Linked DNA regions of Homo sapiens: region 2 is linked to region 1. The links are chromatin contacts, found by Hi-C in ENCODE. All regions are on one chromosome and are shown on one strand. The core of a region is the stretch at or near the end of the contact, and the rest is flanking DNA. Distances in the headings are between cores, read along the strand shown.

The links. Hi-C counts contacts between places; a loop is a spot of excess contacts on that map.
Region 2: a loop to region 1 is called in a map of esophagus muscularis mucosa, with 3 times the contacts of the local background. The contact joins the enhancer-like site here to the promoter of COBL in region 1. A Hi-C loop is called at or near these places in 1 of 168 maps with a recorded cell type or tissue (esophagus muscularis mucosa).

What each region holds. Positions count from the first base shown.
Region 1 is chr7:51,311,976-51,318,304 of GRCh38, forward strand. COBL (cordon-bleu WH2 repeat protein) reads right to left here and starts at 4,834. Exons shown (of 13, transcript NM_015198.5): 1 at 4,618-4,834. The coding sequence starts at 4,658. It overlaps LOC124901633 (a long non-coding RNA gene), which reads left to right and starts at 5,009. Exons shown (of 2, transcript XR_007060324.1): 1 at 5,009-5,249; 2 at 6,072-6,329. RefSeq lists enhancers at 5,092-5,685, 5,686-6,278.
Region 2 is chr7:50,665,488-50,671,959 of GRCh38, forward strand. GRB10 (growth factor receptor bound protein 10) reads right to left here. Exons shown (of 19, transcript NM_001350814.2): 7 at 4,235-4,376. Among named protein-coding and RNA genes, the nearest start is that of DDC, 100 kb to the left of the region's middle. RefSeq lists enhancers at 3,753-4,254, 4,255-4,754. Within about 2 kb of position 2,065, at least 19 of the 41 ENCODE cell types and tissues checked have a DNase peak (open chromatin) inside an H3K27ac peak, as active enhancers do.

The DNA of each region.
Region 1 (6,329 bases), core at 3,584-6,083:
ATTAAATGTGGATGGGGAGAGAATGAAGGAATGTACGAAAACACCATATAATAAATACAGGACCTCAGCCGGGGGCAGTGGCTCACACCTGTAATCCCAGCACTTTGGGAGGCCAAGGCGGGCGGATCACAAGGTTAGGAGTTCAAGACCAGCCTGGCCAACATGGTGAAACCTCGTCTCTATTAAAAAAAAAAAAATACAAAAATTAGCTGGGTGTGGTGGTGCACACCTGTAAATCCCAGCTACTCCGGAGGCTGAGGCAGGAGAATCGCTTGAACCGAGGAAGTGGAGGTTGCAGTGAGCTGAGATCGCACCATTGCACTCCAGCCTGGGTGACATGGTGAGATTATGTCCCCCCACCAAAAAAATAAATAAATACAGGAACTCTTAGTGTATTTACAAAGTTCAAGTCTAAATCAGAACCAAGTGTTAGCATATTTCACATTTGTATGTCCTTGATCTAAATATTAATACTACTTTGGTATCAAATATTTATGCTCACTTTTCAAAACTGCAGATCAATTACAAAATTAAATTTAATCATAAATTTATAACAAAGCACAAAAGGCCTAGAAACCTAAACTACTTATTACGGTGTATAGATGCATCCTATAATCATTGTTTTCTTAATAATTACAGGAGCACTTGCGTGGACACAGATTATGACTTCATTCCCTGGATCCCAAATTAAGAAGTCCACAGAATCCAGGCCTGCATATACGTGGGGGCTGTCGCTCTGCCTGGGTCAAGGTTCCACTCAATAATAATCCACTCCACCTGTGCACTGGAGGTCACGAGAAAACACAGGAGGGACTGCAGGCAAAAGTTCCTGGGGGCAGGAGAGATGCAACACTTAACAAATACCTTTGTAACAAATTTTAATCATACTTCAGTTCTATCCCCTTTATAGAACCACTGAGAAATAATAAAAATGCTCTGAGACTATGTGATATTGCAACACAGAAATGTCCAACTCTTCTAATTTATTAGTAAATATTTTAATTACAAAACATTAAAATTCCTAGGCCTACTCTCCACATTACATCAAGCAATTCTTAACTTTTACTTTCTTAAATGAATTGCCAAAATAAAGAGTAGCTCAGAAGTAATATCTTTTAAAAATAATGCTCAAATCTAACGGGAAAAGTTTTATGTAACAGTTCATTATACATGCTCTCATTTGAAAGAATGTAAACACTTTCTCTAACATGTTAGCCAAAAGCCAAAGGCCTAGAAACCTAAGCTTCCTATTATGGTGTAGAGTTAATATTTTCTTAATATCTGCATGCTTATGAGGGTTTCATACAAAATGTCACTGTGGCTGCCCCATGTCACTACCAAGAGTCACAGGCCTTCTACACTTAATACTATGTGCGGCACCGACAGGACTAGAGTAGCTCAAGTTACCCACTTCGATTAATTTTTTAAAATTTCTTTTGGTTCTAATAACTTGATTAAATAAATATAAATTTATGCAAAGAAATGAATAACAGCTATGTGTACATGAAGTCCACATTTTGACGAAACTGATTAGCAAAACTTCCACTGATTTTTACATGAGCAAACTGCTTGAATACAGCCATTGATCAAATGCACCAGCTGTTTTGACATTTCATGTCATTGGAGATTACTGTATTCTACAGAAACATGTCTTTCCTCCATAGGAAAAAAAAAATTAAGCATGGTCCTGCCAAACAGCAAGCCTTCTTCTGTCCTTTATTAACAGAGGGTCCAATGGGAAATTTAGCCCTGTGTTCTGTAACAGCCGACTACTGGGATGGCTCCTATAAATATTCAGACAAACGCAAAGTAAACAGATAAAGTAGAGAGTTAAATATACTTCAAAACCTCACCAAAAGGCAATTTGCCTTTACTTGTGTTCTGAGTATTCTGTCAATTCTTATACTTCAACTGAGCTCTAAAACTCCCTAAAAGTCACATCAAGTCTGACTTGTTAGTTTTTGCACACAGCCTCTTTCCTAAAAGAACACTTTCCCCAGGAGTCAAGGAAGTCATACATCACTGTTTTAATGAAATTCCTAGTAAAAAACATACAATTTCAATCCAAGTAAAAACGTATATTTGTGTTTTTCACAAAGATAACTAATAACTACCTGTTAATAATTTAGCCAGACACAGAGTCAGTGAGTTTACATTCACCAACCTATCTCCCTTCAGTAATCTTCTAGAAGAGCGTTTGTAGGCCACAGGGTGAAATCTCGTTAATTCACTGCACCCAGTCTAGCTTGTTTCTATACAACACAAGGAGGAGTGGTAGTTTCAGCAACAGCAACAGCTTCACCACATCAGTTTGTTATCATGTGGGAAGACAGAGGCTTACTGAAAGTTTGATTTTATAATAAACGGTTGCAGAATCAGATGGAAAACAAATTTCCCTCAAGCACACTGCAAACACTGCCTTAATCTCAGGGAACAGAGGAGTAATCTCAGTGAAGAGCCAACAGAATCTGCCTGCCACCAATAATGTACTAAAGCCACAAATTTCACAGCAATATCTAACCTTTATAATTAGCAAGCATACACCTAAATTATATAAAATATTCGAAGACCTAACACCATTTATCTCCTCAGATTTGAACACAAAATTGCTTATTAAACACGTAATTCTTGTCTGAAAAAATATAAGGATATTAACATTTTCTTGATGCTTCTTCACTGAAAGTATTAACAAATGACAAAGTGAGAACAATAGAAGTTAAAAATAATATGTCTACATTTCTTGGACAAAGATGTTCGGACAAGTAAATTAGACACTGGATATGAGTGAGGGAAAGAACTGAATGCATCAGGAATAATTTCATGTTTTCCATAGCAAAAATCCTTAGTTTTACTTTGCAATTCAAATATGAAAGCCAATCAGAGCTCTGGGAAGCCCTGAGAAGGCCAGCCCTCGACTACCTCTTGCCACACAGTACCAGGCTGAAAAGAGTGCCACGCTCTTAGGGTAAGTCCTTTCACTTCTATCATTAGACTCCCTTCAAGGATCTTACAGATACTCTTTGGATACAGTTTTGCCGGCCTTTTAAATGTTCTCTCTGTCTTCATATTTATTTATAAGGTGATAGTGACAAAATAATTCAGTGTCCTTAAATAGGCTCATTTAATAGGCTATGAAAGCCACAGATTTAAAGATACCTCTGTTTCACATTTCCCTGTTATTTTGGGATGCCTATTACCATGAAAAAGGATTTCCCACATTTACTTTCTTTCTGGGGAATTTGTTTGTTCAAAGAGAATTATATAACCACCAGTAAGTGCACTGCAAAAAAAAAAAAAGAGAGAGAGAAAGAAAACTTCTTTTTAACATTCCTCAGCTTCAGGATTATTTGATTTGCTAACCTGGCTCACCTTTTCCTGGCATTAAAGGAAAACTTTAAAATTTTAAAAAGAGCCCGACTGAAAGTCTTTTACACACTTGGGCAACACGCCCGCCTATGGGCACATGGGCAGGGTGAGTCAGTGGGACACAACTGTAACAGAAAAAAAGATTTGTTGTCCCCAAAGCTGCCTCCTTCAAGTCCAGTTGCCATAGCAGAAAGTGGGCCCATTCAGTAAGCAGGTGCAGGGCTCACCCCAACCCTCATTCCATTTGCAAGACTCATACACATTTGCTCCAGGCGAGCGAGCGAGTTCGAAGGTCCCCGGCGCGCCGCGCTGAAAACTACAAAGTCCACCGGGACTGCGCGCTACCCCGCGGCCCAGCCTGCACCGCTGGCCGGGATGAGCACGGCGCACCTGGCTCGGGGTCTGAATAATGAGCAGGGCTGCTCGTCCTGTTTGAGGGAAATTACTCTTTCTGAGAGTCAAATCCTGAATGTGACGTGTAATCCCTGCACGCAAGGTGTGGGGATAGCAAACAGAAACCGGGAGAGGTTTGGGCAAAAGCGGAATCGCGAAGACAGGGATGGGCCGCCAGACTCGCGGGTCCGCTACGGATGTCTGCGCCTCAGGCCTGGCCCCACTAGGACGCCCCTTCCACTGCCAGGGGAGACCCTGGAATAAAGGCAGGGAGGGAGAGCTGCTGCCATGAAACCCTCCGGGCAATCCGAACACCTTCCGAGAACGCGGGGCCCGGGCGGCTGCGAAGCCGGGGAGCCCTCCCCTCCACGCTGCCGGGAGAGCCGATCCTGGGGCTGCCGCCGAGGCCGGGAGAGGGAAGACTTGATGGGAACCGGCCAGGGGCAAGCCCGCAGGGAAGAGGCCGGAGTCAAAGGCCGGGCGTCCCCTCGCTCCCCGCTCCACCCCTACGGCAAACACTTGGGGGGCCTGAGGAAAGCTCGGAGCTGAGTGGGGGCTGTGCTGGCGGGGACCCCCATAAGGACGCCTGCATACAAACCACCCCGCGCGAAAAGTGCGCTCCGGCCCCGGCCCGACACGGTTACCTGGGCAACGACCCGGGTGCCCAAAGTACACAGCACGCACCACCACCCAACACCAGCACCCAACACCAGCACCGCACCACCTGCTCCACCACTACCACCAGCACCCGCTGGGGCGGCAGAGAGGGCGCCCTGCCCGGGAGCGCGCGGTGCGGACGCGGGCGTCCGAGCCCAGGGAAGCCCCCTCTCCACCCCGCCCGACCGCGGGGCCGCTTACCCGGTCGGGGGCTTGGCCGCCGAGGCGCGCGGCGCGTCCATGGTGCCGGGGGCCGGGACGCGGGCGGTGCTCCGGGCCCGCCGAGTCAGGCGCTGGCTACCGCCGCCACCGCTGCCGCCCTCATTCACTTTTTCCGCGCTGACCCATCGTCCTCCCACGCGGGCCGGCGGAGGACAGCGGCGGAGCGCGGCGGACGGAAGGGGCTGGAATCGTCTCTAGCGGGCGGGGGCGCCGGGAGCGCAGGGAGGGGCTGGCGGCGGCGCGGGGCGGGGGCGCCGGGAGCAAGGTGCGCCGCGCCCCCGCCCCGGCTGCTCTGCCGCGCCCACCGGAGCGCCGCCCCCGCCCCGCCCCGCCCCGCCTGCTCAGAGTCCCGACCCGGCCCGCGGCGAGCGTCCGGGGAAGGAATCCTCCGGCACCTGGGCCCTGCACCGACACCCGCGGGTGCGGCAGAGGGCTTCTCCCCGTGCTCCTCCACCCCTGGGGGGAGCGCGACCCTCTCTGGGCGGAGTGGGGGATCCCGGGGCCGGCGCCTCCTGGCGGAGTTGGGGGAGGGGAACCACCTGGAGCCTGGAGGCCGTGCGAGGGCGAGGTGGGCGGACCAGCCCGGGAGGACTGACGTTGGAGGGTGAGAAGTGAGTGTCCGGCACCGCTCTCTGACCTTTATCCGTGCAGCAAATGTCTAGTGCGTAGGGTCGCAAAGTGGGAGTCCCGACCGGGAGCGTCAGGAACACCTGGGAACTTGTTAGAAATGCAGATTTCTGGGGCCCACCAGGTCCCACGGAATCAGAAACAGTGCGGGCTGGAGCGCGGCCTCGCTTTGCTAACAACTCACTCGCTCTAGGTGAATGCTCGCTTAAGTTTGCCAACCTGATTCACTGGGCGCTACTGTGGCACAACCCTGCCACTCCAGTGCGGGCTGGCGGGCAGATATGCAGGTCCTGCCGGCCACGCCGGGGCCCAGAGCAAGTCAGCCAGAGGTCCCTTATCTGCCCAACTTCACCTCCACTCTCTAAGATCTTGGTTGGTATGATGGGCTGACCTATAAAAGTGGCAGTTTCATATGGTTTCAATGACTCGAATAAAAGACCAACAAGAGGCCAGATCGGGCGAGCCTGATAGCGTTGGGGGTGACGCTCCCCTTGCGATCTTGTCATTGGATGAGGTATCCAGAGGCCTGCGCAGCCTTCCTCCCTCTGATCCCCTGCTTTCTCATTAACTGAAGGGGGGGCAGACCAGTCTATATGCAAAATGTGAGTCCTTACTCGTGGCTGGCAGATCTTGGGTGCTCCCTGCTCCCACCTAGAAGGTTTCCTAAGTCCCCAGGTGGCCCTGGGGCTCACTTCCCTGCAGCCCAGCCTCCCATGAGTGGAGCGCTTTCCCGGCTCAGGGCCTCTGGCTGGGATGCTGCTCCACAGTGCTCTTCCTCCTCCTTTTCATCCCGTGGTCTCCCCAAGGAGCCTTTCCTGGCCTCTCTGTCTAAAAGCACCCTGCGGAGCACAGTGGCTTACACCTGTAACCTCAGCACTCAGGGAAGCCAAGGCCGGAGGAGCAGTTGAGCTCAGGAGTCGGAGACCAGCCTGTGCAACCTGGGAGAACTTTCTACAAAATAAAAAAATTAGCGGAGCATGGTGGCACACACCTGTAATCCCAGCTACGGGGCGGGGCGGCGAGTGGGGAGCAGGCTGGACAATGGAGTGAGATCCTGTCTTAAA
Region 2 (6,472 bases), core at 815-3,314, 650 kb before region 1:
GGGTTTACTGGCTCCAGATTTCCATGCTTCCACCAAGGGTCTGACCGGCCCAGGTTTGGAACCCATAACACGTTGGACAAACTGCTCTCAGGGCTCCCCCTGGCCAAATGCTGAGCAGCTGCAGGGCGGGTGCCACCCCACGTGGGGGTAGCAACGAGCCTGGGTGGGACCAGGGAGGTGAGACCGACCCTGCACTGCTTCTGTAGAAGCACCTGGGCAGGACCCCAGACCCAGAAGAGGAAGCAGAGCCTGGGCAGGGTGAGGAAGTTGAATCCAGGGCAGGTGAAGGACAGCCAGGCAGGAAGGAATGAGTGGGCTGTCAGACGGTGACATCCCAGCACGTGGATCTCCGATCAGAAGTAGCCCCCTTTGCGCCGGTGTACGTCTCCCCCACAGCTGGAGGATCACAGGTTTGAAACTCAGCTATTCCCGCCAACCCAGATGACTCAGGCAAGCCCCATGGGTACCCTTAGCAAACTCAGCACAGCACTCAGGAAGAACCTGGCCAATGCAGGGTCACGAAGCCAGGGTGCAGTCATCGTGGAAGAACTTGGTAAGCCTGCCTGGGGCTGCTGCATGCTCTGGGATCCCCAGGGAGAGGACGCAAGGCAGCTGGGGAAGACCTCCCTGTCCTTCTAGATAGAATAATGGCTGCTCTCTTTTGGCACATGCCTGCCACGTCTTAGACTACCAACTACTCCATCCTGCTTCCTCTCAGATAGCTCTTCACTCTGTCACCATCGTGCTAAGCTCACGAGAGCAGGGCCCACTTTGCGGTCAACCTCTTGGTCTCAGGGTCTGGCAAAACACCCGGCCCGTTGTAGGGGCTCAAGGTGAGCGAAGGCAGAGAGCTCAGAGGGAGGCGGCATTGGAGGAATCGCGTGCTGTTGAATAGGAGGCTGAGGGCTCTTCTCTACCCATGACTACTCCCATGCAGAATTTTCCCTCCCCTCCTTCCTTTCATCAAGTCCCATTGGCCCGTAGCCTTTACAGGGCACTGAGCTTGTATCTTACATGTCTAGAAAGGAGACACACCAGAGCTGCAGGTGGAACTCAGATCCGTGAGGGCCCACAAATGCTGCAGTGAGACCACTGCCACTCTCCCACCCTGTCCCAGCACGCGGGCCAGGGGGCTCAGCATGCTGTGAGGAGCGCCAGGTCCACATCATGGTAGTTGCTTGCTCTCAGACCTGGGGTCTCTGGACACCAGCATCTGATCTCTTATCACATTACGGAGCTACCAAGGAGTCACTTAAAAAGGAGAGAGGCAGGGCCAGGCGCAGTGGCTCACATCTGTAATCCCAGCACTTTGGGAGGCCGAGGTGGGCGGATCACAAGGACAGGAGATCGAGACCATCCTGGCTAACACGGTGAAACCCCGTCTCTACTAAAAATACAAAAAATTAGCCGGGCGTGGTGGCGGGCGCCTGTAGTCCCAGCTACTCAGGAGGCTGAGGCAGGAGACTGGCGTGAACCCAGGAGGCAGAGCTTGCAGTGAGCCGAGATTGCGCCACTGCACTCCAGCAGCCTGGGCGACAGAGCGAGACTCTGTCTCAAAAAAAAAAAAAAAAAAAGGAGAGAGGCAGAAGAAAGGTACTAATGCCTGTGTGGGAATTTCAGAAGGCTTTGCCTACAAAGCTTGGGCAAGAATGATTTTTCCTTTCTCATGGAAGTTTAAATATCTCTACTTTTTCCTCCCGTTGCCTTCTTCATGAATCTGCTATTTAATAGTGAACATAATGACATGAATGAGGAAGTTTCCAATCACCTCACTATCCCATTACCTTCCATAGATTTCGTTATGCTTTCTTCTTTTCCTACGTTAACTGAGTTCTTCCCTGTGAGCAAAGCCACTTTATGTATCGGGTCCACTTTGTCAATTTTTCTACTACTTCAGAATCCTTGACTAGACCTTGGTCTCAGCATTACTTCCTCTGACTTGAATGAAGGGAAGAAGAACATCAGATTTCTCTTTTCCTCAAGCAAGGGGCAAGGAATGGAGCCAAAGCTCTTTGCCCAGCACCATCCCCCACCGTGATCCTAGATCCAAAGCCCTGGGAAGTGGCTGGAGGTTGTCCAGCACTTGCTACCGACTGCACTGAGAAAACACACTTTTCATGAGATCAGAAGTCAACACCAAGTACAGATAAAGAAATATCCCTTCAAGCAAGTCGGGAAAAAAAAAAAAAGAACAAAGAACAAGGACTTTCTACAAGTAGTTCTAGTTCTGAGTGAGAAACATCCTTCCTGGTCGTTTCTGTGGGCTTGAGGACACGAGTGACACAGACACCAATGCCACGTTCTCATGGGGAACAAGCTCTGATCCCAAGAAAAACACCAGCAGGCAAAATTCCCCGGTTTCCTTGTTCTGCTTACAAATTTGGACAATCCCTGGGGGTGGAGGCCAATTTTCTTGCCAAAGGCTGAGAGAGCCAGATAATATTTTCATGGTCTTATTTTAGAATGGGTAGCTCTGTAAACAACCTCAGTGACAAAACCCACAGACAGCTTGTCTGGATCCTTATTTGAAGCAGAAGGTCACCAGCGAGGTAGACATCCCAGATGCACTTTAGACATGTGACAAAGTGCACAAGCCCAGCCAGTGCTGGCTCCCAGATGAGGGACACTTACCTCACCTTCTAAGTTTTGATAGTGCCATAATGCAGCCTGCTCCGGGGGCCTGAGGTCAGAACGGGACCCACACTTGGGAGCCAGCGGGTATTGGAAAAAGGTCTCTCTCTCAAGAGGACAGACCTTGCATGGCACAGGACAGGCAGATTTGCAGAGAAAGGGATGGCTGGCCTGTCTTGCTTGAGAACAGCAAAGGTAGGGAAGTGAGAGCAAGTAGGGAGAAGAGATGATTCAAGTAGAAGGGCAAAATGACTTCTAAATATGCATTTAGCAGAAGGAAAGTCAAAGTCCCGGGAAGCCAATCAGCACAGTGGCTGCAATCACAGGCTCCGATTCTGAGGCCGGGTCACACTCAGCCGCACCATCAGGTCTCAGCCACACTCAGCTCAGCTGCTTACAGGGGCCTCCCTTCCCTCAACTGTGGAACAGAGGGAACATGCGTACTTAATTCATACGGGATGGCATGAGGAGTAAATGAACATATAAATAAACAAAAAATAAACATATCCACCACTTACGACAAGGCCTGGCACACAGAAATCCCTCACTCCATAAACATCAGATGGCGCAGTTGTTCTAATGATCACCTCCACCCCTAGGGGTCTTCCTCCAGAGGCTGCAGCCCATCCTGGCTCACAGCCCTGCCAACCGGTGGGGAGGAACTTTCAACCCCTTTCTCTGCCAGTTTCTCTGCTAAGCTGACTTGTTGGCTGTTTGACCTTGGACACATTACTGAAATGCTCTGTGCCTCAGTTTCCTCATATGGGGACAATGGTTGTGTCCTATCTACTTCATGGATCTACTTTAAGTAGAAACTACAAGTTCAAAAAGGAGGTTATTGCCCTGCGGGTCCAATGGAAACTCTTCTGCTTTCGGCAGATCATATTCAAAGTCAGGACTACAAGACAGAAACTCTTCAACTCCTGTGTACTGACATCCAGGTGCCCGGGTGAGCCCAGCATTTTCACACCTATTATTGAGCCAGTGGTGAAACTTTTTCAAAGAACTAAGATTCATCTTTAAACATCAAATCATTGTTATTATTTGCCATTTTTTATGAGACTTTTTCTAAAATATAAAGATAAAACAGAGTTTTGATCAATAATGAAAAGAGGTTTAATTGGTTCATGGTTCTGCAGCCTGTACAAGAATCATGGTGCGGGCATGTGCTCGGCTTCTGATGAGGACTTAGGAGCTTACAATCATGCCAGAAGGCAAAGCAGGAACTGGCGTCTCGCACAGCAGGAGTGGGAGCAAGGGGAGGAGATGACACGCACTTTTAAACAACCAGATCTCGTGAGAACTTACTATTGTGAGGACAGCACCAAGCCATGAGGAATCTACCCCTAAGATCCAATCACCTCCCACCAGGCCCTGCCTCCAAAATTGGGGATTACAATTCCACATGGGATTTGGAGGGGACAACATCCAAACTGTATCGGCCTCATAGGACAACAAGTACTGTGACAACAAGAAAAGAACTGAGAGAGAAGATCCCAGGACTTCCCGCCCTTCTTCCCAAAGTAATAATCTGGCACATCTGTGCAGATCCCAATAATCTGGCATATCCCTCAGCCTGGGCTCCAGCCAGGGGCACACTCACCTGCTTTGCGGCGGCCTGGCTCGGAGGTAAAGAACCCGGCGTGAGCACAGGGGGGCTCCCAGGGCCACAGAGTTCAGGAAAAGGATTGGGGATGGCCGGCAGAGATGAGGTTCTAAACTGCTGGTCTTCCTCCTGAAGGCGCCTGGAAGGCAGGGATAAGTGCCTGTTAAAAGCTGCCATTCCCCACATGACCCAGCCTTACCACTGTGGTGATACACCCAGAAAGCAGGACACAGGGCTTCTAGGAGTCACTGGCATGCCCACGTTCACAGTGGCATCCTTCACAAAAGCCAAAAAGTAGAGGCATCCCAAGGGTCTGCAGATGGATGAATGGATGAACAATATGTGGCATATCCATACCATGGAACACTACTCAGCCATGAAAAAGGAAGCACATTCTGACACAGGCTACGACACGGATGAACCCTGAAGACATTATGCAGAGTCAAACACACCAGTCACAAAACCAGAGACACTGTGTGATTTCACCCAGTGAGGTAGGTAGTGTATTCAAACCCATAGAAAATAGAAGGGTGGCTGCCAGGGGACTAAGGGGAGGGCAATGGGGAATCGCTGTTTATTGGGGACAGAGTTTCAGTTTCATAAGATGAGAAAGTTCTGGAGATTGTACAACCATTGTGAGTGTGCATTAATACTACCGAACTGTACCCTGAAAAAAACAGTTAATATGGTAAATTTTATGTTACATGTATTTTACTAAAACGAAAACTTTAAAAAAATTACAAGTTGTCATTCTCAGACCCAAAGGGTATTGGGTATCAATTCTCTTCTTCATTAGGCATCGGGGGCGGGGGGCGGGGTGCCGAAGTTTTGTTGTCCTGGGTGCGTGCTCATCTCAGGCAGCATTCAGTGCCTGACATGGCATCAGCTCCAAATACCTCATCCGTTTGATCAGTGAATACCTGATGTGTGAAAGTTTTCTGAATATGAGCATTTTCATGAGAACCAAGTGTTTTTCAATGTCCTTGAAATGAGCATTAATCTAATCAAATGAAAATACAAGAAAAGGCTGTGTGTTCTCATCTGAATTATGCAATGGATGGTTACTTATATAAAAAGGTTGTTGACACTGAATTAACTGGAAATTATAGCTTCATGTATCTGTCCTCGCAAAGCCTGTGTCCACATTAGAAACACACCTTGGAAACACACGCTGAATCCACACACCACCTCTACTTTCCTGGCACATCTCCAGGGGCATCTGTTCCCTCCTCCGAAAAATGCACAACCCACTTGTCACACAACTATGCAACACACACACAGTATGACGAATCAGAAGCAACTGTGAACAGCAGAGAAATCAAGTTCAAAGTCAAAGCGAATGTCAAGTGTCTGGCACCTCCCCTCTGTAGAGTAACTTCTGGCCCACACCTCCAGGGCACTCCTGGACACACAGCCTCCTCCACCCTTCCTGAGGCCACGCGGCCCTGTCTGCAGCCTCCTACCTTCAAGGAGAGGGGAGCAAACCTCACATTATCTTCACTCGGCATTTCCAATCCCTCCCCATGTTTAAACATACCTCAGAAACCCCCATCATAGGCTGTGTCCTCAAGTAATTTTTTTGACAATTTTTACGATTTCACAAAATCAACAATCCGTTAGCTTTCCCAGGAGATTTGCCACTACAGAAACACATTTTGTGACTGTATTACTTTTTCTCTTTTACCAACTTTCCCTATTTTTTAAAGGAAGATCCAGCTAACTATCCCACGTAGACCAGCAAATGATGCATGGATTTAAAATTACGAGAACTCACATGGCATGAAGGGAATCAGTGCTGCGAAATACAGGAAAGCCGTTCCTATAATGGTTTGATGACATGCCATAAAGTTTATTTTTACTGTGAACAAATCCCACTCTTCCCATAACAGCTTCAGCCTTGGCAAGGCGTCCAACTGAAACGTCTGGCCATTGTCATACAGGAGGAGATGGATAAAACGGGTGGCCAGTGCCACTTTCCCATCCACGGCTTCTAGCCAGTGACTTCACCCCAAAAAGATAATCTGACGTTTTAGTGTCCACAAAAGCTTCTCTATTTATTGGGTTGTTTTGAGCATTTTAAAAAGTCCTGTGTTGACTTTAAAGCGGCTCAGAGACATCGCCTAAGGCAAGACTAAGGGATATCACACAAAGACAAAAAATCCCCACCAAAGAGGCTCACAATAGAAGGGACAGTGACTATGGAGAGGGGTGCTGAGATTTAGGGATGTCAGGGAT